Linked DNA regions of Mus musculus: all the other regions are linked to region 3. The links are chromatin loops, found by intact Hi-C in ENCODE. Cell type or tissue: heart. All regions are shown on one strand.

The links. A loop is a pair of places that touch in the nucleus more often than their neighbours do. Peaks named below come from ENCODE experiments on the same cell type or tissue, not always from the same donor. Only the 100,000 strongest peaks of a DNase experiment are listed, where the experiment ranks them.
Region 1: it touches region 3 in a loop (2.9-fold over the local background); 16 of 42 quality-filtered maps call a loop at or near these places.
Region 2: it touches region 3 in a loop (2.7-fold over the local background); 5 of 42 quality-filtered maps call a loop at or near these places.

What each region holds. Positions count from the first base shown.
Region 1 is chr10:44,752,535-44,760,534 of GRCm38, forward strand. No RefSeq gene overlaps it. Among named protein-coding and RNA genes, the nearest start is that of 4930431F10Rik, 18 kb to the left of the region's middle. In heart, no CTCF peak of the experiment used is centred here; no DNase peak of the experiment used is centred here; H3K27me3 peaks cover 3,318 bases.
Region 2 is chr10:44,626,040-44,634,039 of GRCm38, forward strand. All of the region lies in intron 2 of Gm35154 (a long non-coding RNA gene), which reads left to right. Among named protein-coding and RNA genes, the nearest start is that of Gm35154, 31 kb to the left of the region's middle. In heart, no CTCF peak of the experiment used is centred here; a DNase peak (open chromatin) is centred at 4,612; H3K27ac peaks cover 684 bases.
Region 3 is chr10:44,456,002-44,464,001 of GRCm38, forward strand. It overlaps Prdm1 (PR domain containing 1, with ZNF domain), which reads right to left and starts at 2,747. Exons shown (of 7, transcript NM_007548.4): 1 at 2,466-2,747; 2 at 624-869. The coding sequence starts at 2,507. In heart, CTCF peaks have their summits at 2,671 and 4,305; DNase peaks (open chromatin) are centred at 1,320, 2,800 and 4,300; H3K4me3 peaks cover 3,461 bases; H3K27ac peaks cover 1,315 bases; H3K27me3 peaks cover 3,366 bases.

The DNA.
Region 1 (8,000 bases), 300 kb after region 3:
CTCTAATTCCCTACAGAGTTTTATTTTTAAAGCCTTTGTACAAGACAGAATGACCAGAGAAGAGCTAGGGTTTGTTTTTTTTTTTTTTTCCTTAAAGGGGTTTGAAGTTTGTTTGCTTAACAAAGTGTTTGCAGTCATAATTAGGTTGCATATTAAAGTTCAAAACCAACTCATGTTGGAAGTGACTGAAAATTGTTACCATCTGATGGCTTTGTGGGCAGAACTCTCACAAACGACACTGCACGCACCGAGGCATAAAGGCCGGTTTCTGGGTATGGCCCCAGGAGGCTTGCAGAGTCTGGGCAACGCTCAGACTGCAGATTTCCCAGGGTGGCATCATGGGTCTTAAATCTAACTGTCACAACATAATGGCTTTGTTCTGATGCAGCCATGCCTAGGGGATTTGGCTTGCTTTTTCATACTTTCATCTCGTGTCTTATCTATCGGTGGAAACACAGAGGTCACAACAGTTGTAATTTCTGAGGAAGTTCTTTAACACTCACAATGGAAAATCCTTCTCAATGCCAGGCTTCCTGAGAGAGAGCAAGGGAGAGAGAGAGAGAGAGAGAGAGAGAGAGAGAGAGGGAGGAAGAGAGAGAGAGAGAGAGAGAGGGAGGATGAGTCAGCTATGCCTCTGTTGCGTTGAAAGGCAAAACTGTGTTTAATTTTAACAGTGCCCTACTTCCATCTCAGCCAGCATATGAAGCTGATTTGGGAATAGAAAGAAGAGTTTTATATGGTACTTTTCAAACATCTTGCCCCCAGCAAGAACCCAAGTGTTTCTGAGAGAGAAATCTTGCTATCTGCCACACCTCCATCTTTTATTTCTTCATAGAAGGACTGGACAGTCCAAGTTGTCTCTTCTGATGGTGAGCATTCCACAAGAACAAAAGCCTACTAAGTGCATGCTGGGATGCAGGAGTTGGTACAGATGACCAGGGTGCTTGGAACTACCACACACGTGATACTGGAGGGATTCTTATGTTCAACTAAAGCTCTTGGACCCAGGTTTATATGCAGTAGGAGGAAGACTGCATTTCTTCCTTTCTTTAAGGAGCTTCCATATGAAATTCACAACTGAACTTGGACCAGGTTTAAGGATGAATTTTGATTGTGAACTCATTCATTTCCTGAGCATTAGTCTGTCCCTCTTAACTCTTCTAGGACATACATACATGCCAACACATCCATGCTGCTTAATAACATAAGAAGTAGAATCTGAGTAGGAAAACAGTCCAGGATAATGACGAAAGAAGCCACCGAGGATTTGGTTTTGTGATCCAAAGCAGGCAATAATTACAAGACAAAATAGAAAGAATTACAAAATATTAGACTGACTTTATAATGGGCAGTGTGTGTGTGTGTGTGTGTGTGTGTGTGTGGTGTGGGAATCACAGCACACTTTTGAAGGTCAGAGGATCACCTGAGAGTGTTGGTTCTCTCCTGCTACCATATGGGCCCCAGGGTTTAAACTCAGGTCATCGGACTTGGTGACTAGCACCTTTACCCACTGAACATCTCACTAGCATTAAAAAGATTTTAAAAACTTTTCTGAAAGTTACTTTTTGGATACCTATTTAAATGTACATCACAAGCAAATATTTTACTGACCACTTTATAAATGAGTGTTGTCCTGTTCCCTTCAGAGCCTATGATAACATTTGGAGAAAAGCATTAAGTAGACAATGTCCATTCCATCACTGTGCACAGAGCCCCCCTCCACAGTGAAGATAGCAGATGTATCATTTTAGCCAGAAAACCGAACTAATCTGGACCAATGCTGTTACAGTACAGGCTCGTTTATAGAGTGACCCTATTACCCATGAGCATTTGCAAGCCATCAGGATCTACTAGGATATAGTAGCATAGCCAAGGAGAACACTCAGCCCAGTATCTACAGTGAGGCAATATCCTTACTCCACTGAAGGTTTGAATGACAAGTGGAACTGTCTATATGCTAAAGCAAAATTTATGACCCTGTTTAACATGTTTGAGACTTAAATTTTTATTTCTTTCTGATCTGTGGCTCCATGACCCTTATTTATAAAATGTGTATTCTACATAATCAAAATATTTTTAAAAAGAAACAATTCTCAGAAGTTTAAAGATGGATGATTGAGATGATCTGTAAAAGGCTGGTCCCGACATAAAGCATGTACGGCCCTTACATGTATACCAGAACCCATGCCAAATTTGCTTATTTAAACCTGAGATAGAAACAAACTCTGTTGTTACAAACAGGCACTCTAGGTTATCACTTTTGTGTCTAAAGAGTCTGAGGGTAAGGACACACATACCAGTCCCTGGTGTAGCATGTTGTTTATCCAGAAAGACTGGCTGACTGGCAGGGAGGGAGTCGCATGCCAGATGAGTCCAGGGATGTACAAAGACTCAACTCTCGAATTCAATCAAGAAGGAATCATTCAATAACTCCGTGTTAAACTCCAGCCATGGGTACAGAGCAATGGGGAGTGTGTGAAATTAATCCAAATGGAAAAAAGAAATCTATTGCAGACTGTCAATGAACTGAGCAAGTCATCAAACAAGCAGAAAGAGGAGGCGTTACCTTCTCATAACTCACAGAGCCAAGTGAATGTTTACACTGTCACATGTAGTAGAGTTTGTTCCTCTCCCCTCCTTAAGCAATGTTTTGTGATGATTCTTTATCAGTTTTGGTCTCTTTTGTACTTGGGATTGTCCTTACGAAATGGCACCTACTGTAGTTATATCAGCACTCTATGGCTTAGGGTATATTCTGATTGACCAATGCCTGTACTACAGTAATTCAGAAGCCTATTAAATATCACCACAGCCTTCTAATATTAACAATAAGTCACACTTTCAGCATTAAAAAAGACTGACTGTGTTAGAATCCAAAAGGAATCTCCTATCCATTCACAGCTCCCACTTTGTACTACTCAGTCCTGACACATCTCGCTTGTGTGCCGTGACTCATTACTCTGTCAGTCTCTCAAAGGAACAACAGACTTGGCAGTGGGCCCATCTGTTTCTCTCCTAGGATTGTCTTTTGGTGAGAGAGCTGTTGCCAGGGTTATCATAGCGTGTTACATCATCCGAGGTGTTAATAGTCTCAGAGACCTGCAGTACAAACATGGATGTGACCTTGCCACTGTTTTTCTACCGTATCATTTCTGCCGCTTGGCTACACTCAACTCTAGCCACACAGAGAAGGAGACAGGGTGAGGGACAGGGACAGAATAAGCCAGGCAATAGACCATCTGCAGGGTCAACAGCCCAGCTGAGGTCCCCTCCTTCACAGGGCCTATATTGAATGCTCTGGGTAGGTTCTTAAACTTCTTCCAATAAAAGAGGCTGGACACTCTCCATCCCAGCAGAGTTCTAGCTATGAATTCATTTCTGTCCATTGGATTTACTCACCAGGAGTTTTGGAAGACAGAAATCATATTGGTGTCAACAGCAAAAAGGTTTCAGGCGATTATTTCAAACAAGCAAAAGGAGAAACATGGAGTCTTCCCCCTGTGATATTTCTGAGTTCACTTGCAGCTTTCCTAAAGGAAAAGAGCCTTGAGCTATAGGTCCTGTGGCAGCCTCCAAGGACAAGCACCTCTGCTGGAACTTTCTGTGCCACTCTAGCTGTTATTCCTGGAATCCAGCTTCCTCTGCTGTTCATAAACATTTGCAAGCACCTGTATTGACTGATGTAGGGGTTTGGTGGTGGTGGGTGGTTGAGTTGGTTGTTTTTAGGGTTGTTTGGGTTTTTTGTTTGTTTGTCTGTTTTTTGGTTTGGGGGTGTTTTTTGTTTTTGTTTGTTTGTTTGAGACTCCTGATGAGGTCACACTTCCCAAAAGGATCTCCAACTTTGGTATTCCCCTAGCAGGGAATAGTCTTCTGAGTGATTGCTTGCATGCCAGGCCAGCCTCTGCTGCTGCTGCTGGGATACTCACACCCACATGCATAGACCTTCCAGGAAAGAATTTGATAGTAATTCCATACACCAAGAAATACAGGAATAAAAATGGGGTGGGGCAGGGAGTGAGAGAGGAAGAGGAGAACAAAGAGAACCAAGGAGGACCAACAGGACCAAGAGAGCTTAAAGGGCAAGCTGTGAGAGGAAGAGGTGAGGGAGGAGGAGGTGGGGGAGGAAGAGGAGGTGGAGAAGGAGGAGAAGCAGCAGACTAGCAGGTTTATATAGGAATCAGAAGCTCGGGTGAAACCTCTGGGCTGGAGAGGTTTGGGAGTTGCATAGGTAGGGGAGAGAAAAGCAGAGAGGAGCCACAGCTACTGAGTAAGCCTGGGCCAGAGTAGGCTTTGGAATGCTAACAAGCTCTTCAGTTAGCCCTTTGCCTGGTTGTCCCAGATTTCTTTGGGACCTGACAATACACACTAACTTTTCCTTAGGATGTTCATTGTGGAGAGTCTGCGCTGGCGGAGTGGGATTGGGGAAGAGAGTGAGGTAAGATGTCAGGATCCTCTCCTGGAAAGACCTACGTGTTCTTACAGGCAGTTCTTGTAAAGGTGTTCTTCATTTTGAAGTGAGAAGACATAACCCTGTCCTCTAACAGTGCCCCTCAAAGAAGATCGGCCTCAGGTTAAGACTGTCTCCTTGGGAAACTCTGCAGAAGGGGCTTCAACTTTCTCTTTCAAGGTAGAAGTAGCTGGGATCTGTACTAGTCAGCTTTGAAACCCTGCTGACCCTGACCAGAATGGGAGGTCTCCTTTGGCATGCAATTTTCCAGACCAGAGGCCAGGGCTCTTCTTTGAAGAATTCCTGGAGCAGGGGGCTGGGGGTGGGGGACTGGTAGCCAGCCAGTCATGTAGTTACCAAGGTGAGAGTCTCTGCAGTGCTGGGTTAAACCCAGCATGGGGCAATGTTCTAATCTATACCATGATTCTTTTTCTTTTATTACTTTTATTTTTTAACAGTGAAGCCATTGCCCCTCCCTGTTCCCCTTCTACAGTTCCTTATCCCATTCTTTCTCCCCCTGTCTCCAAAAGAATGCCCCCCCAACACACACACACACACACACACACACACACACACACACACACACACTGTCTCACTGAGACCAGACCAGGCAATCCTCTGCTATATATATTGGGGGTGGGAGGTGGGGAAGAGTGGGACTAGCTCTTGAATGCTGCCTGGTTGGTGGCTCAGTGTCTGAGAGATCTCAGTGGTCCAGGTTAGTTGAGACAGATGGTCTTCCTATGGGGCCACCCTTCTCCTCAGCTTCTTCTAGCCTTTCTCTAATTCAACCACAGGGGTCCTTTATGTCAGTCCAATGGTATCTGCATCTGTCTCAGTCAGCTGCTTGTTGGGACTCTCAGAGGACAGCCAGTAGGCTTCTATCTGTAAGAACACCATAGCCTCAATAATAATGTCAAGCCTTGGAGCCTCCCTTGAGAAGGATCCCAAGTTGGGCCTGTGACTTGACCTCCTTTCCCTCAGTCTCTTCTCCATTTTTGTCCCTGCAGTTCTTTTAGACAGGAACAATTCCGAGTCAGAATTTTTGACTTTGGGATGGCAACCCCATTCCTCAACTTGATGCCCTGTCTTTCTGTTGGAGGTAGACTCTGAGTTCCCTCTTCCCACTATTGGGCATTTCATCTCAAGTTCCCTTTAAGTCCTGAAAGTATCTCACCTTCCAGGTCTCTAGTACTTCCTAACCACCCCGCTCCAGGTTGCATATTTCTATTCCTTCTGCTGGCCCTCAGGGCTTCTTTCCTGTCTCTCCTCCCTGCCCCATACCTGACCATATCCACCCTTTCCCCTACTCCCCTCTCCCACCCAGATCCCTCTCTCCCTCTGCCTCCTGTGATTATTTTCTTCTCCATCCCAAGTGGGATTGAAGCATCCTTGTCTCCAAACACTCACTTGGGCCCTTCTGTAGGCTAACCTTATTGAGTTCTGTGGATTCTATCCTAGGTATTCAATACTTTTTGGCTAATAGCCACCTATTAATGAGTACATACCATGAATGTCCTTTTGAGTCTGAGTTACCTCACTCAGGATATTTTCTAGTTCCATCCATTTGCCTGCAAAAACCCATGATGTCTTCATTCTTAAAACTGCCTGGTATTGGTACATAAACAGACAGGTTGATCAAATGGAATAGAATTGAAGACCCAGAAATAAAACTTATGGACACTTGATCTTTGACAAAGAAGCCCAAAGTATACAATGGAAAAAAGAAAAGCATCTTCAATAAGTGGTGATCGTTTAACTGGCAGTCTGTATGTAGAAAAATGAAAATAGATCCATATTTGTCACCTTGCACAAAGCTCAAGTGTAAGTGTATCAAGGACCTCAACATAAAACCAGATACACTGAGTCTAATAGAAGAAAAAGTGGGAAAGAGCCTCAAACTCATTGGCACAGGGGAGAAATTTCTTAAACAGAACTCTAATGGCTCAGGCTCTAAGATCAACAATTGATAAATGGGATCTAATGAAACTGAAAAGCTTCTGTAAGCAAAAGACACTGTCAACAGGTCAAATCAGCAACCTCCACATTGGGGAAAAACTTCACTAACCCAACATCTGATACAGGGATAATATCCAAAATATATTAAGAACTCAAGAAGTTAACCTCCAAAAAACTGAACAGCCCACAAAAAATAGGGTATGGAGCTAATCAAAGAATTCACAACAGAGGAATCTCAAATGGCCAAGAAACACTTAAAGAAATGTTCAAAGTCTTTAGTCATTAGGGAAATGCCAATCAAAATGACTCTGAGATTCCACCTTACACCAATCAGAATGGCTAAGATCAAAAACTCAGGTGACAAAACATGTTGGTGAGGATTTGGAGAAAGAACACTCCTCCATTGCAAACTGGTACAACTGCTCTGGAAGTCTATCTAGAGGCTCCTCAGGAAATTTGAAATAGATCTACCTGAAGTCCCAGCTATACCACCTCTTGGTATAAAAGATGTCCCACCATACCACAGGGACACATGCTCCCCTATGTTCACAGCAGCCTTATTTGTAACAGCCAGTTGCTGGAAACAACCCAGATGTCCCACAAACGAAGAATGGATACAGAAAATGTGATTCATTTACACAATGCAATACTATTCAGCTATAATGTGACTCTTTACATGGTGTTTTTAACTCCATTTCGATTCCCAGTCTACACTTTGCCATTCTAAAAAAAATTCTGTCTTTTAAATTTCGTTTTTGTGATGTATATCCAAAACTTAGTGATAAAATCAGAGGCTGAACCCAATGGACAAGAGATCTTTACATTGTAGTAGTCATTTAAAAACAAACATGACTTTGGCCATCTCAAAGCAAAAGCCAAAGTACAGAACAAAACAAGAACAAATTCCAGGAAGGTTTGACTTTTTAAAAGAATAGAGCGGTGGAGTGTTAGGAGTGTTAACACGGTGGTAACTGTTTCCTAAAGTACCTGATGAGATTGGATTAGGCTGCAGAGTTGCCTTGCAGTTCTAACCACACATAGTTCTGAGTCAGCAGACCCCAAATGTTGAAAAATGAGTCCACATGGAGCTCAGCTAGGCTGAGGATGAAGCAAAGCATGCCCACGGATTCCACACTTCTATCTTCCCAGAATAGAACAAGCACTTGTTCAGCCAAGTCATCATTACCTGAACTTGGAAGCCAACAAAATTTCCTTCAGTAAGTGACCTGGTGATCTATGATTGTATCTAGTGAACAAAACCTTTCCTCTGTGTCATTTACCAGCCTGATGGTCCATCTTCAGCACTGAGTACTATTTCATTGGCTATATGTAGCTATAACTTATCAGTTCTATCATTCCCATTAGATGACATCTGGAAAAGACAAAATTACAGAAAAAATATCAAGACTTCTAGTTCCTAGCTGTTGTTAGCAGGGAGGTACGGAAGAATGAATGAATAGAATATATGGTTTTTTTAAGGGTGGCAAAACTCTTCTATGTATCACAATGGTAAATACCTGCCATCTTATATTTGTCAAGTTTCACCAAGAATAAATACTAAGGTATACTTTGAACTTGGGTAACATTAATATGT
Region 2 (8,000 bases), 170 kb after region 3:
TTTCCTTAAACGATCATGATCTTTAAAACCACCCATTTCTGCTTCAATACATCACTTTCACATCTTAGGAAGAGTAAAACGATTTAGGAGTTGGCAATGAGGTCACTCATGATGCAGCAATTCTCACATAAAGTTTCAGGAAAAGGGTTAAACCAGAAGAGATTCACTCACTTTATGAGCTAAGGGGATTTGGTTATTTATAGTCAAATACAGTATGTGTTAGCTAAATTTTACTATGCTTATCCCAATGTAATTTCGGTGAACTATTCCTTTAATATTCTTATTCCTAATTCTCACTAGACTAGTTTTTAAAACTAAAAATCGTATCAAGCGGTTCCCAAGGAAACTGGACATAGTACTACAGGAGGATCCCACAATACCTCTCCTGAGCATATATCCAGAAGATGTTCCAACTAGGAAGAAAGAAGCATGCTCCACTATGTTCGTAGCAGCCTTATTTATGATAGCCAGAAGCTGGAAAGAACCCAGATGCCCCTCAACAGAGGAATGGATACAAAAAATGTGGTACATTTACACAATGGAGTACTACTTAGCTATTAAAAAGAATGAATTTATGAAATTCCTAGGCAAATGGTTGGACCTGGAGGGCATCATCCTGAGTGAGGTAACACAATCACAAAGGAAATCACACAACATGTACTCACGGATAAGTGGATATTAGCCCAGAAACTTAGGATACCCAAGATATAAGATACAATTTGCAAAACACATGAAACTGAAGAAGAACGAAGACCAAAGTGTGGACACTTTGCTCCTTCTTAGAACTGGGAAGAAAACACCCATGGAAGAAGTTACAGAGACAAAGTTTGGAGCTGAGAGGAAAGGGTGGACCATCTAGAGATTGCCATATCCGGGGATTCATCCCATAATCAGCCTCCAAACGCTGACACCATTGCATACACTAGAAAGATTTTGCTGAAAGGACCCTGATATAGCTGTCTCTTGTGAGAGTACACTGGGGCCTAGCAAACACATAAGTGGATGCTCACAGTCAGCTATTGGATGGATCACAGGGCCCCCAATGGAGGAGCTAGAGAAAGTACCCAAGGAGCTGAAGGGATCTGCAACCCTATAGGTGGAACAACATTATGAACTAACCAGTACCCTGGAGCTCTTGACTCTAGCTGCATATGTATCAAAAGATGGCCTAGTCGGCCATCACTGGAAAGAGAGGCCCATTGGACACGCAAACTTTATATGGCCCAGTACAGGGGAATGCCATGGCCAAAAGGTGGGAGTGGGTGGGTAGGGGAGTGGGGGGGGGGGGAGGGTATGGGGGACTTTTGGGATAGCATTGGAAATGTAAATGAGGAAAATACCTAATTTAAAAAAAAAAGGAAAAAAAAAACGTATCAAGTGTGGCTCAGGGATGAGGCTGTACCCGGTGAGAAGAGATGACTCTCTTCCTCTCACCACCCACAGTCCTGACTCTTGACTCTTCTCTGTCCATGTGTTCTTTCTAGCTGGCTTTATTCCTTCACACCGTATTGTACATTGATGACTCTGATATATACTTATTCCCCAGCAAGCTCTTTCCTGTATCTTAAACCTGAATATATGGCAGCTGTCCAAACCTCAGCTCATCACCACAGACCAACCCAAAAGTTATTCCCCCAAGTCATCTCCCAGCACCTAAGAACCAAGGAACCACCCAAGCCAGGGCCTCTTCTGACGTACCATGATTGTGATCCAACCTTACAAGTTTGGCTCCAGCTCTGGTCTCCTCCATTTTCATGCTCATTGCCCTAGGTCTTACCCTGTTCTTGGGCAATAGTCTTCTATTTACTCTCTCTGCTTTCTGCTGGGCTTCATTATAATCAGCCTTGTTCTTCCCAGACCCATCTCTCCGAACCACATTTCGGATTAAGTGACTCTGTTGTGTTCTAAGTTCCTGTGATTCCACAAAAGCATGGGATGGAGTAGAGATTCTTTAGCATGGTGTTTAAGGCCCCCTGTTCTTTTCTTGTCTTAAGACATCTAGTTTTACCTATTCATCTATGCCATTTCTCACTATTTGGCTTTCTATTGATCAATATAGCTGCTTAGAATAGATTTTCACTTTTCCTGACGAATGTCTTTTTAACTTAATTGTTCTTCTTTTCATGTATGTGTGTTTGTATACATGTGGGCATATTTAGTGCACACATGTATGCATATATGTTCAGGCCTGAGGTTGATATCTGTGATTTTTCTCCACCATCATTCCTTCCATTTATCCTCTGAGGCAAAGTCTTTCAATCAAATCCAGAGCCCACCTTACCAATGTAGTTAGTGTCATTAGCTAGTAGAGATGCCCTACCTCTGCCTCTGATTCTGGAATTACAGGCAAGCATTCTCTTACTTGCATGGGAAGTGCTTTAATTATGAGAGACTCCTCAGCTCTCTTTGTATTTCTTAAAGCCCTGGCTAATGTCACTGAAGCCAAGACAACCTGATCCCCTCATCCCTGCCTGCTAAAACTTCTGCCTGGGTAAAGATAACTGTTTCCCCTTTTGTGTGTGTTTTCCGTATTGTGGTCTCTGCTCATGCTGTGATTATCACCTATCATTTTTATGTTTTATTGTTTTTTGCATGTTTATTTTATGTTTTCTGATCACTCTCCTCTACTGAACTATCAGCAGTCTGAACTTGGGGGATTTGTCTAGTTTGTGTTTCCATCCCACGAACTTATCACGGTCCCTTTAAGTTAGTAAGCATAGTTGTTGGGGTATTTATCATATAACTATACCAGTTAGTGGTCTCTGTAAAGACACTCATAAAGCTTGCTCCTCTGAAGGCTAGGGAGGAAGCTCAGTCAATAAAGCTTGCCTTGCAGTGCAAGGATCTGCATTGTGTCCTTCAGAACCAGGACAAGGCTGGTGTGGGGATGCTTGCTTGCAATCCCAGTCTGAGGGAGGCAGAAATGGGTCCATTCGTAAGGCTGCCTGGTAACTCACCCTAGTCAAATTGGCACATTCTAGGCTTGGGGGAACTCCTTCCTGTGGGGCAGGGTAGGGGTGGGAGTGGGGTGTAGGGAGTCAGAGGGTGGGTGGAATCTGAACTTGAAGTTGTCTTCTACCTTCCACATGCAACTGCATTTTCTCCCCTTTTCTTCCTCTTCTTCCTTTTCCTCCTCCTTCTCTTCTTCTTTTTCCCCCTCTCCCCCTTTCACACACACACACACACACACACACACACACACACACACACACACACACACACACACACACCATTCACTTTCAGGGAATGATACACAAAAGTTTAGATTCACATGGCTGAAGAATTAGAAGTCCATACTCATACAGGATAGTTTTCGAGAACTCACCTGCTTTTTCTACATTTTGAATTCCAAAGTTGTTATGCTTGCATAAAAATTATTTTGCCTTGGCAACTCTTCCTCAGTTCATCTACAAAGAATTACTGCTAACACGGGCAGTTGATTAGTGTAAGAAGGTGTTATGGTCTAATCTTTTTTTTTTCTTCAGGTTTGCTCTGACTACCCTGGAGTTTATTTGACTTTAGATTCATTTTATTTTATTTTATGTGAGTAAGTGTTTTGTTTAGTGCCCATGGGGATCCCCCTAGAACTGGAATTATGAATGGTTGTGAGCCATTGTGTGGGTGTTGGGAACTGAACCCAGGTCCTTTGCAAAAGCAGTGAGTGCTCTTAACAACAGAGTTAATCCTCCTCCCAAATTCTTAGGTTGAAATCCCAATTCCCAAGGTGATGGTATTAGAAGCTAAACTGGTCATGAGGGTGGAGCCTTCACACATGGGATTGGTATTCTGCTAAGAGGCCAGAGAGACAATCTTACCCTTTCTGCGGAGCTAAGATGTAAAGGCGCTGTCTGTGCTTTGAAAGTGGCTCTCACAGACAGAATCGTTCTATATCAGCATACATACCGTTATGTTAAATCTCCTCACTGCTGGAGTTGTGATGATATACTTCTATTGTTTGTAAGCTACCCAGTTGGTGGCAGTTTGATATCTCAGCCTTCAGGTAGTAAACCAGAAGGAGTTTCAAACATTTTGTGATTTAAATGAAAATTTCTATCCCTGTGAAAGTTAATAGCAACTCTAGCGTGTGATATAATACCAGAATTATATATGTGTGTATGCATGTATGTGTGCACATGTGTGCATATATGTATTTATGTGCATGTGTGCGTTTATGTGTGTGTATGTATGTATGTGTGTATTCCATGTCATGATAGCCTACCAGAGGCCTACACATACATGGTTTTATTCAGTTTAATCACTGTTTCCTGAGATTGGCTTGGCCTCACTCTCCCTAGCTCTGACTGAAAGTGGCTGGGACACTTCCTTCTCAGTCTATAGCCCAGGGGCTGGTACCAAGTAAAAGCAGGTAACTCACGAAGGAACCAAATGTAAGATCAAGTCCTACAACTGCCCAGCCCTAACCAAGGGCACAGAACTCACCACCAGTCTCTGGAGGAAAGCAAGGACATTAATCAATTTCCCCGGAAAATTTGAACTGTCTTTTCTGAAGCTTTTTAAGAACTGCATCTGAAGTTTTGGACAGCTTGCAGTGGAAGTTGTGTGGGGACCGCCTCCCGACTCGAGGCTGTTATTCTTCTGAAAGTCTATTTTGACCAAAGGAAATCCTGTTTCGCCAGCAGCACGGGCAGTGGCCCCGAGACGCAGTCTCAGGAGTGTTGTGAGGATACAGGCTCTCTTTAATCTCAGATTAAAAATATTTGATGTTTACAAGGTGTATTAGCGTAATTGGAATGCGTCTGCCTGTCTGCCAGCCTTCCTTCCACGATAGGACCTCATAATTAAAGAGCATCGCGTTCATGTGGCTGCCTGCATACCCTTTCATGGCTTCTTGTGAGCAGTTATGGTCAAGACCGTTACCCTAGGCCCTCGGAAAGCTCATTCAGACAGACACAGCTGTAACCAGAACAAAGGAAGAGGCCGCATTCCCTTAGAATCCTACCTAGTGCTCTGGGCAAAGTGGGAAACCAGACAAGTAAAACAGTGTATGAGAGGCGCATGGGGTTCCCAGACTGCTTCTGTGTGTGTGTGTGTGTGTGTGTGTGTGAGAGAGAGAGAGAGAGAGAGAGAGAGAGAGAGAGAGAGAGAGAGCATATGCATGTGTGTTGGGGGGGGGGGTCATGTCTTTAAATATATTCACAAGCCAAATATGAATGCGTGTATTTGCACATATACATGTCTGCATGTGTATATATGTGCCTGTATAAACCCACATGTATGTGTAGGCAAACATGTTATTTCTTCTCTCTTCCTGTTCTAAAAAAGAGTTGGTCATTTTTTTAAAAAATCTCTTTGTATGCATCTAATTCTATGGTAATTATGAACATACAGGTGTGTCCTTTACCTGAAAACACTTTTCAAGAGGGAAGACAATGTATGTGCCCTATGGAAGATCTGGATTAAGTCTTCCGGGAGTTCAGAGAAAAGATGAAACCTGCCAGGAAGACAAGAGGAGCAAAATTCAAATCGGAGAATACAATTCTTCCCTCGCGTAATAACAATATCATACATACCTCCCCCTGCAGCCCCCACCCCAAGCCCAAACAACCCAAACCAAAACAAGTGATAAGAGCTAAGATGAGCAGATCCCGTGTTGTTTCTGGCCCGACTGCTTTGGGGGTATTAAAGGAACTTTGTGAAAGTCTACTAGGGAAGTGAGGCAGAGGGTTTGTCCTCTTCAATTTTTTTAATCGCTTCAGCCCTGAGAACAGAACTATATACACAGTTTATGGAACTGAAACAGATCAAAATAACTTGTCAGCTGACCTGTCCTCATCACGTTGTAAACGGCGCAGGACAATCAGCTTCTGGACAGTTAGACAGAGTCGTCTGTCGTTCAGACATTGTTTTTAACAGTGTCAAAAGCACAGTGTTGTGATTCCTTTGGGTGATACACTTTCCTGGGATGAAAAGATTACTTTTCATATAGATATGGAAGAAGATGTCTGCCCTCATTTTGAACTTAAAATTGGTACGGCTTTACAAACAAGAACAACTCTCACCAGGGAGATGTTTTCCCAGTCTGCTGTCTGGGAGGAAGAGGCATACTGCAGGAAATGGACAATCTTGACCACTACACAAACAAATAGTTTCCTTACAGGCAACTCACCCTGACCCTAGATACGCACTACTCTCCGTTTTAGTTCTTCGGATGCACTTAGATATCTGCTACTTAAACAGGACACAGAAATCCTACTATCTTTCATGAGTGTTGCTTAAAGCTTTATTAAATTGCTTCATGTATAAATCAAGTCATGAGCAACCTTGGTTTCATTAATAAGAAGGGTGCACTACAACCAATTACCCTGCCTTCATTATAGACGTTCAAGAGGCAGGCAGGCTCTCTTTGATTTAGAGTTATTTATTTATGTATTTAATGCTTTCTCACTGTTCTCTACGAGTGCACGCGCGCGCGCACACACACACACACACACACACACACACACACACACACACACACAATACACTTAGTATTTCTTTATATTTGGGACCAGTAGCTTGCTGTATGCTCTGTAACATCCATCAGATAACCAGAAAACTAAGAACTTAGATTCCTTGGTGATATTTGGCATCAGTAAAAATGTGGAAGAAGCTAAGGGGGAAAAAGGCTGTAAATTTCATAAATTGTAGATCCTTGTCATTCTCTACTTCCTGCCTTGCTTCCTCGTCATTATTTTTTCTCCTAGGGATGTGTGGCACTGTTTGTGTTCACGTAGATGGCTGTGTGAAGTTTAAGGCAGTGACGAGATCGTAATGCAGACTTCTAGCTGAAGCGCACACTTTGAAGCAGTGTTCATGATTTACTTGTATTTCTTTCTTCCTTGAAAAAGAGTGATACATTCCCTCTCCCCTTTTTAGAAGTGAGGTTTTGTTGAATAATTGAGGCCTTAAGAAAAGTTACAACACACTGTCTTTAACATCCACAAGACTGTCTTTGCACGCAAACACTCTGTTGACGTCAGCAGATCTTGTGTGAAGTTCTTTTTTTTTTTTTCCTCCTATCTCTGGGAACTGGGCTATGGGGGTGGGAATGTCTGCAACATATGGACTGGACCTGGGATCTGTGGGTGAGTCGACTCTGACGCCATTTGGAATGTTAAAGTTTTCTAATAAAATTGAGGTTTCTATTATTTTCCTATAGGGCAAGAAAAAAAATGTATCCAGGATGACATTTATTCCAGTAACTTTTAAAATTCTGCCATTATATTTGAGAGACCAGCAGCTAGTTTATGGTTTATGAGAACTGGCCAGTGTTAAAAGATTTGGCATTTTGTTTTGGAAAACCATAACTGAGCTGAACTTATTAGAGCCTCTGAGGCTGATTTGTAAGCAGAGATAACATGTTTCTTTGAGTTGATGGTTCAGTGTAGCTGACGACATGGTCACAAACATTTACATCTTAAATTACAGTGTTTTCAGGGATAATGGGATGGATTGGTGGGCAAATTGTCTCTCCATCAAATCTTTATGACCTGAGTTGGTTCTTCATGACCCCACAGTGGAGAGAGAGAGAGAAAGAGAGAGAGAGAAAGAGAGAGAGAGAGAGAGAGAGAGAGAGAGAGAGAGAGAGAGAGAGAGAGATGTGACACTAACCTCTGCACACATGCTGTGGTAAACACACACACACACACACACACACACACACACAGACACTAAAATGAAATAAAACTAGTTTAAGAAAAATCTGTGGGCCGAAATATTTTTGGTTCGATTATTTGATATTTTTAATTTAATGCTTCTCAACCATTCACCTTTCTCGTGAAGGACATGAATTCACTTCTGCTAACATTGAACAATAGAATCATCTTTTGTGGTAACTAGACTCATTGCACTTGATTGGCAGGCTTTCCCTGCCTGTATTAGCTTGGGAGCAGTATAGCAATAAGTTTGACCTAGCGGAGAAGATAAGGGACAGAGTTGTGATGAGAACAGATATTCTCGGTTGTGTTTACAAGTGTCACTTTAATTGCAGTTTATAGAAG
Region 3 (8,000 bases):
ATCAGGTGCTCCTCAGGTGTTCTGTGTCTTTGATACAAAGAGTGTACCCACTTCAGAAGCCATAAAACATGGACCTGCCGGCCTGGCCCAGGCCAGGGAGCTGCCACAGGTAAAGGGTGGTTAGTGAAGTCATCCTGACAGAGGACACTTTTACGTGACCCTCTTCCTGGTTAATGCCATCTCTTCAGTTCATAAACACGTCAAGGTTTTGAGAATAATTTTAGAAACCCAGCTAATAAAGCTGGCTCGTTAAAAGAATAAAGCCATCTCATGAGCAGAGGAAAAACTTCTTTTTCTAAGGAAGTTTCTTTCCTTTAAAACTGTCATCCAAGAGGGCCAGGGGGTGAAGCACTGAGCCCTTTACCATGCTGCCCACCAGTGCTGCCAGTTAGCTTTCCCAAGACATGTCAACTTGCCAAAAAATTTAACTGTTTACTAATTAGTATAGGACAGCTGAAGGGAGGAAGAAATGAATAGGAATTGGTTTGAAGAGAAAGCAAGGAAAACAGCCACTGGAGCGATCAATTATTTGCCAATGCATATAAATTCTCACGGTTCTCAGAGATAGTAGTAGGAGAGCTGGCCCAATTGCCAGTCAGACTTCAAGAAGGCAGCCGGCTTACCTCTTTGCTGTTGTTGGCAGCATACTTGAAAAGCAGGTTCCTTGGTAAGGATGCCTCGGCTTGAACAGAAGTACCCCCGTCAGCGCCGGAATCCCAGGGGTGGTCGTTCACTATGTATGTACACTTCTCTTCAAACTCGGCCTCTGTCCACAAAGTCATATCAGCGTCCTCCATGTCCATTTTCATGATCCCAGTCTCTGCCAGTCCTTGAAACTTCACGGAGCCGGAGCTAGACTTGGGGGCAGCCTGGAAGAGAAGGGAAAGGCTTTTAATCCCCATTGTCCGGCGCTCCTGTGCCTCCCTCTTAGAGGCTATGACTAACACGGTGCTCTGAAGACTTTAAAAGCTTGGAGTACTTGTACAGTTGAGTAAGAGTCCAAAGCCGTGTAAAGTAGACTGCCTTGAAGAAGCACGGTTTTAAAATGCAGCCTTTGGCTGAAAAAAAAAAAAAAAGCGTATATGTATATGTTAACCTCATCGGGAGAGAAAGAACAGCTACCTTTGAACAATCCTTGGCTTTATCACTCAAGGCAGAAATGTGTTGTGGGCGCTGCTGCGTCCTGTGTCCCGGGACGCCCGGGGTCATGGCCGCCAGACCCTCAGAGCTGTGGAAAAGCTGTCTCAGAGAAGTGTCACAAACAAGGGGAGGAAGAGGCAGGGGCGCTGCCTGCGTCTGAATGAAGCTAAAAATGGAAAACACGTGTGGTGCAGGAGCGGAACCCAGTCTGCCTTTTCCAAATGGGGAAAACTGAACTTTCCCACCAGCTCCCTAGCGAAGCAACTTTCAAAACAACTAGGTCCCCTCCCTCTGCCGCGCGCGCGCGCGCGTTCAGTCTCTTTCATCCTCCAGCAGGCAAGCCTGAGAGGGGTTGCATCCTGCCAGCATCCTTGAGTACCAGCCTTCCCGAGCTCCCATGGACCACAGGAAAAGAAAAATTGGGGAAGAGGGAAACACCCAGCAGTTTTGTTTGTTTTTTTAATCCGTGGGCATCTCGAGCCAGATAGAAAAATTAAAAACAAAACATATTAAAAAAAAAGTCAATAGAATTCCCTGAAGAGAATTCCTTTAGGAGCCCTCAGCCACAAATAGCACTTTCTATTTAAATGTGAAAGTGCATGAATTCCCAGAAGTCACTGAAGTGGCACAGTTTACTGTAACTAAAGTTATACAGAAGACTTGGGGATCCTCCTCTTATCTGCCCTCGGAAAAAGTCCTTTCCAAAGAGGAAAAGCAAGAAAGATAAAACAGCCTCTGCAACGTATTCCCACATAGACGCCGCAGATAAAAATTAGGAATAAGGATAACCATGTTAGAACGCGCGCTTGTGAAAATGTAAACACAGTACAGCGGGAGTCCCTCTCCGGAGCTGGTCTTTACAATTCGTCCCTAGATAGGACGCTCCGAGAAGGGGAAAGATGCTTACTTGTCCTTGTCCCGGGTACAACTTAAACTATCTCATTCTTATTTAGTTCCAACATGTAAGGTCATGTGGAACAAACGATGTTAAATACAAGTGAAAACCTAAGTCAACCCGGGATAGTTACAGTAATGTAAAGGCAGCGAGTGGCGAAGCGGACAAGAACCACTACTGAAATTTCAGTGAATTGACAATTATGTCTAGAACTGAAAGGGTTAATGATTCATACGGAGGAAAAAAGTCTTCTAAATGTTTGACAGTGCTCCGCGTACTAAAACAGAAGCGCTGGTTTCTACTGAGGCTTCATTCTTTTTTTTTTTTTAAAAGGGGGAGGGGGGAGAAAAGAAAAGTTAAAAAAAAAAGGAAGAAAGAAAAAGGGATAAAAGGTTTCAAATCGTATTAAAGACAGAATCTGGTTCCTTACCAAGGTCGTACCCACACGTTTTTCCAAGAGAAGATCCAACATCTGAGATAAGCCTCTCTCATGTCCACCCAGTCCACATCCTCCCGCGTCCCTGCCGGGCTGAGCAGTACTGACGCGCACCTCGGCGGTCCCTCCTTTTCTACGGCCGCGGGCCGGGCTCGCTCCGGGCGGACAGGTGCTGCGCGCTGCTCTTGCGTCTCCGCGACACTGGAGGGCCGAGTGTCACTGCAGCAGTGTCTGTGCGAGCGAGCGAGTGAGCGAGCGACTGACTACTCTTCCCCCTCCCTGCCCTGCCGCAGACTTCTTTACCAATACTGACGGTCTGATTCACTCCTACCAGCCGCCGCGATGGGGGCGTGGCCGCACCTGGCCAGCCCAGCCGTGCAGCGTGGGGTTCAGGGCTTCCCCCCACCGACTGCGACCCGCGGCAGCTTCCTCTGTTTGCAAATGGATTTCAACAAGGACTGGGAATCTTCTTACTTCCCTTTGCAGGCGCTTGCCCTCCATGTTTACCCACACTACGATTGTATTCTAAGTCCTCCGGATCGCTAGCTTCCTGTCGCGGCAGAGCGGGGCGGGGTGGGGGACTCCTCCTCAAAAGAAAACCCTAGTCACCTAAACTCGGTGTCTCAATTACAGGATCCGACGTACTTCGAAGGAAAGAGCTAAAGTATTTTGGCAGCACATGCAATACAATTTCGCTGTGTAGTCCTGGAGTCATTGCCAATGAAATAAATATTCTAAGGCGGTTCTCCTCTAGTATTAAACGTATAGGATTTCATTTCTCCTGCTAACTGAATACATTCAGCTTAGGTAGACCTAACTTCCTCCTTTCGACCATTTGGAAATAGGGAAACAGGAAAAAGTTATAATCATATATACTGGTTTTGTTGTCCCTGCCTCTCATGCCCAAACCCACAGCCAGGCTTCCGAGCGTGTGCGTACAATGGAGAGTAGGAATGCTTCCCAGTTAAAAAGGGGATGTTGGGCTGGGGGCAGTGAGTGGAAAGCTGTTGGAGGCAGTAATTAGTGGGGCTCGTTCTGAGCCTGGCCGGCTTTTCCTTCAGCCCCAGTCTGTCTTCTGGAGAAGGAAGGACATCCTGTGATGATGGCATACAATGTCCTGTTTGTTTATTATTAAGAGCGTGGACCTTGCATTCCTGCTTCTCATTACAAAACAAACCAGATGCGGTACTTCCTTCAATGGTCTTTTGCCTTCAGCAGGGATCCTCCAATTCACAGAAACAATGCTGCTAAGGGCCCATTTATAGCCAGCATCCCATCACAGCGACTTTTTAGATCACAGAAACTCAAGTCTTCCCCTTATCTTGCTTGCCTCATCGCAGGTTCCCCTCACCCCCACCCCCATTTTTAAAAATCATCTCTCCCAAAAGTTTACGATGTGGTATCTTTTCTAGTATTCTAAACACACGGGGCATACACACCCACCCACATCCAGATCCACACCCACATTCACACACCCAGACCCAACCTAATGATACCAACTTAGTCATACAATGAAGTGGACATTTGAGTATTTGTTTACAGGAAGAAATGAAACACAGCAAAACAAAAGCCCAACTCAATCATAAAGACAGGCTTGTTCTTCTGTTTTCCTTTCAAGAAACTTTCCCAGAAAAATTTTTTTGGGGGGGAGGGGTGTGTGGAAGGTATCACAGAAAATGATATGTGCATCTAAAAAATCCTTCTACAATTTATGTAGTTCGGAACAATCAAATTTATACCGGGGACAAGAGTAGAATACACTGGGGGGGGGGGGGGGGGTTGTAGGTCCACCTGTTATTTCATTTTCTGCCAGAGGGGGCGCTAGCACCAAGAAGAAACAGGCTGTTAGCTTGCTCTTGTGCCAGGGCTATATACAGAGAAACCCTGTCTCCAAAAACCAAAAAAAAAAAAAAAAAAAAAACCCAAAAAAACCAAACCAAAACAAAACAAAAAAACCCGAATGAACAATTCTTAAGAGTTCTCAGAAAGGTCCAAGTGATAATTAAACAAAAGAAATCCAGCCTCCTGCAGAGGGTTTATTAACCGATGCTGAGTCAGCACCACTATGGACAGAAAAACAATGTAGTCATCTCAGGGTCTGGCCTGCTGCTAGCTGTCTCCACTGCACAGCAGTTAACACGGTTTACCCTGCTTTCCTTTCATGAAAAACTTTGCTCTTGGGGCACAGATACCATGTAAGTGTCAGTGATTCCACCACTGTGGTGTAAAGAAAGAAGCAAAGGGTGGCAGTCAGAGTGGGAAGAGGGCTATTTTAAGCCAAATGTTTGCTTTAATGACTGGAAGATGCCTGTGAATCAACTCATGGTTAATTAATATCAGCCTGGGCTCACCTTCCGAGGTGGCGAAATAGGCTTGAGTCTAGGGAGGACGCAAACATCAAATATCAGTGTGAGGCTCATCCAGGCAACCCTAAAATTAGTTCCAGGTGTTCCAGCTGTGCTGGACAAAGCCATAGGTGAAACCATCAGGAAACAAAAAAACAAAAAACCAAAAAACCAAAAAAAAAAAAAAAAAGGGATAGAGCATCATTGGAGTATAATATCCTTGAAGTATTTGCTCCAGGACAAACGAACACGAGATGAGGGGGAAACAAAACAAACAGTTCCAGGCCAAGTTCTGATGCTGACGGTGGTAGTTAAGGAGAGATAGTGGTATAAGCTAAGATGAAGGGCAAATTCATATTATAGCACTTAGGTAGCGTCCAGAGCAGAACAGCTAAGCAGGGCCTGACTGTGGGCTGAGCGCCACCCAGCACCCTCCAAAGGCTGGAGCCCCGCACTCCCGGATGTGGACACTAAAGCTAGGAGACCAGGAGGTGCTAGTGCCTGTGCACAGCACAAAGAACTGAAGTGGCCATGGTCTGGAATCCTAAGTATTAAAATATTCCTTCTAGGAGCTGGAGAGATGGCTCAGTGGGTAAGAACACTGACTGTTTGTTCTTCTGAAGGCCCTGAGTTCAATTCCCAGCAACCACATGGTGGCTCACAACCATCTGATGCCCTCTTCTGGGGTGTCTGAACACAGCTACAGTGTACTTACTTACATATAATAAATAAATCTTTTTTTTTTTTTTTTTGTTTTTTCGAGACAGGGTTTCTCTGTATAGTCTTGGCTGTCCTGGAACTCACTCTGTAGACCAGGCTGGCCTCGAACTTAGAAATCCGCCTGCCTCTGCCTCCCAAGTGCTGGGATTAAAGGCGTGCGCCACCACCGCCCGGCAATAAATAAATCTTTTAAAAAATATTTCTTCTAAGCAACACGCTGGATACAGTTTTGGTCGGTTTTTTTTTTTGTTGTTGTTGTTGTTGTTTTTTGTTTTGTTTTTTCATTTTCTCCAGTGTCAGGACACCCCAATCTCAGCAGCTGTCTTCATTCATCTGTGAAATGGTAGCCCATCACAATCCCAATAGCTATGTTCTCTGAAAGCCCCGTCCCTTTCTTTTGATGCATCAGCAAACCCACCATTCGTTCAGTTTCAGCTCCTGGGCCAGGTTCCCCGCCCCTTTAGTCTTTGGGTAGGTTGGGAATCACTCTGTAGGCGGCCAGATGACTATGAGCAAAACGACTATAGTAGCTGCTATTGCGGCACGGAGGGAACCTGAGCACCAAATCTGGAGACTGGACTCCACTTGGGCTTAAAAAAGTTTTTTTCCCCTAAGGAAAGTAAGAAAAAAAAAAAAGGGATAAAATATGCTCAAGATGAAACGGGTTTTCATTTTCTAATTCAACTCCTGCTATAGCCAAACAAGGTCAATGACAGGCTAACCACATCAATAGATCACCCCCCACCCTCTTCCCCACTCCCTACTCACCCACCCACCCTCAACCCCCCACACCCATTTCCCACTTCCTGTAAGCTAGGCATCTTCATGCTGGTAAACATTTGGGGACCAACTGTAAGCCTGAGCCTTAGAGAGGGGCACTGTGGCTTCGAAGCCCTCCCACATGTCTCAAAGCCGGGCTGAGAACTGGAGGGGCACTTGGCTTTTAAACTTTAACAGCCTTTTCAACTCTAGTCAACCGGGCTTGGCTTCTCTGGGCTGCCTTCCATTTTTAAAAGCCGGACAAGAAGAGCAAGTTATGTGTGTGAGTGAGAGAGAATGTATGTATGACACATGCTGTGTTACAACGCCGCGTGTGTGTCATGGGTGTGATATGTGTATGATATGTTTCAATGGTGTGTTAAATCAATCTAAAAATAGCATAAGCTTCCTTTGCGTGACACATAACTCACCCCTCCCCCCAACTAGGACAAACATTGTCAGGGCCTAGACTTGGGAATGGTGATCCTAGCGGCCTGTGGGATGGTAGAGGATGATGTCACTGTTTTGACTTCCTAAAGAAGAGAAACAAAGATTAAGTAAATTAAAGCAGAGCTCTCTTCTCGTAATGTAACAAAGATAAGCACTCTCCTAAGGTCGGTAAAAACTTTCAAGATGGCTGCCATGTCAGGATGCCTCAGCATATTTTGGTCCTGTCACAGTTCTGGTTTTATCTGATTATCCACATACTTTTAAGTTATTTATTCAGTTGAACATCCACCAACTTAACAAATAGTGCCAACAGTAACCATCGTGTCCCTGGCAAACGGGGAAAACCACTGTGGGTTTCTAAGATCTGATTGCCTTTCTAACTATGTTTTTATTATAGTGATTCAGACATGAGAGGGATCTTAACTCCTGAAAAAGGCTGTGGGAAAAGCAATCATTTCTGAACCCAGAAGACATCTATCCTGAATTTGGTGGGAAAAGGAATGAGCCTGAACTAAGACGAGCCAGGGCAGGGATGCTTAGGGAGAGAGAGGCAGCAGGGCAGGTGCACGCTCATGGGCACTTTCCTTGAAAAATCTTCTCTCAGAGTCTGAGGGAGGAAGGATAGCTTCCACATCAGTGAGAGCCTGGGACCAAAGTACACCTCTCTCTTTCAGTGAGAGGAGAGGCCTCACAGCAAGGAGAAAGGCTCACAGTGGAGAGAAAAAGACATCGGTGTACACAAAGCCTTGGGCTCAATTCCTAGCACAGCACAAAGCAAACAAAGTAACATACGCCTATAATCTCCACCTGGGGGTGTTGAGGCAGGAAGATAAAAAATTGAAGGTCATTTTCAGCTACAAAGCAGGTTAGCCTAGCATAGAGGCTCTGTCATGGAGGCAAAAGGGTGTGTGTGTGTGTGTGTGTGTGTGTGTGTGTGTGTGATGACTACGCCTCATCCTTTCTAAGGGAAGATTGCAGATGGTAGAGGATGTGTCTCTGTGTGTGTATGCATGCATTTGCTTGATAGTACATATGTGCACTCAATTTCTCCAGGAGTTAGAAGCAGATAAAGAGAACTAAAGAAGTAGTCATGAGTTCTAGAATCACTGACCCCTGTCCCACACATAAATTCTGCTCCAAGGGGTGTAGTTCTTTACCTGAGCTGAATATCAGATTTAAGACAAAACCCCATTTCCCTGCCAGGTAAGCTGTGGACCAGCTTTGCAGAAGCTTAGGACGCACATGCTTCCTGGCT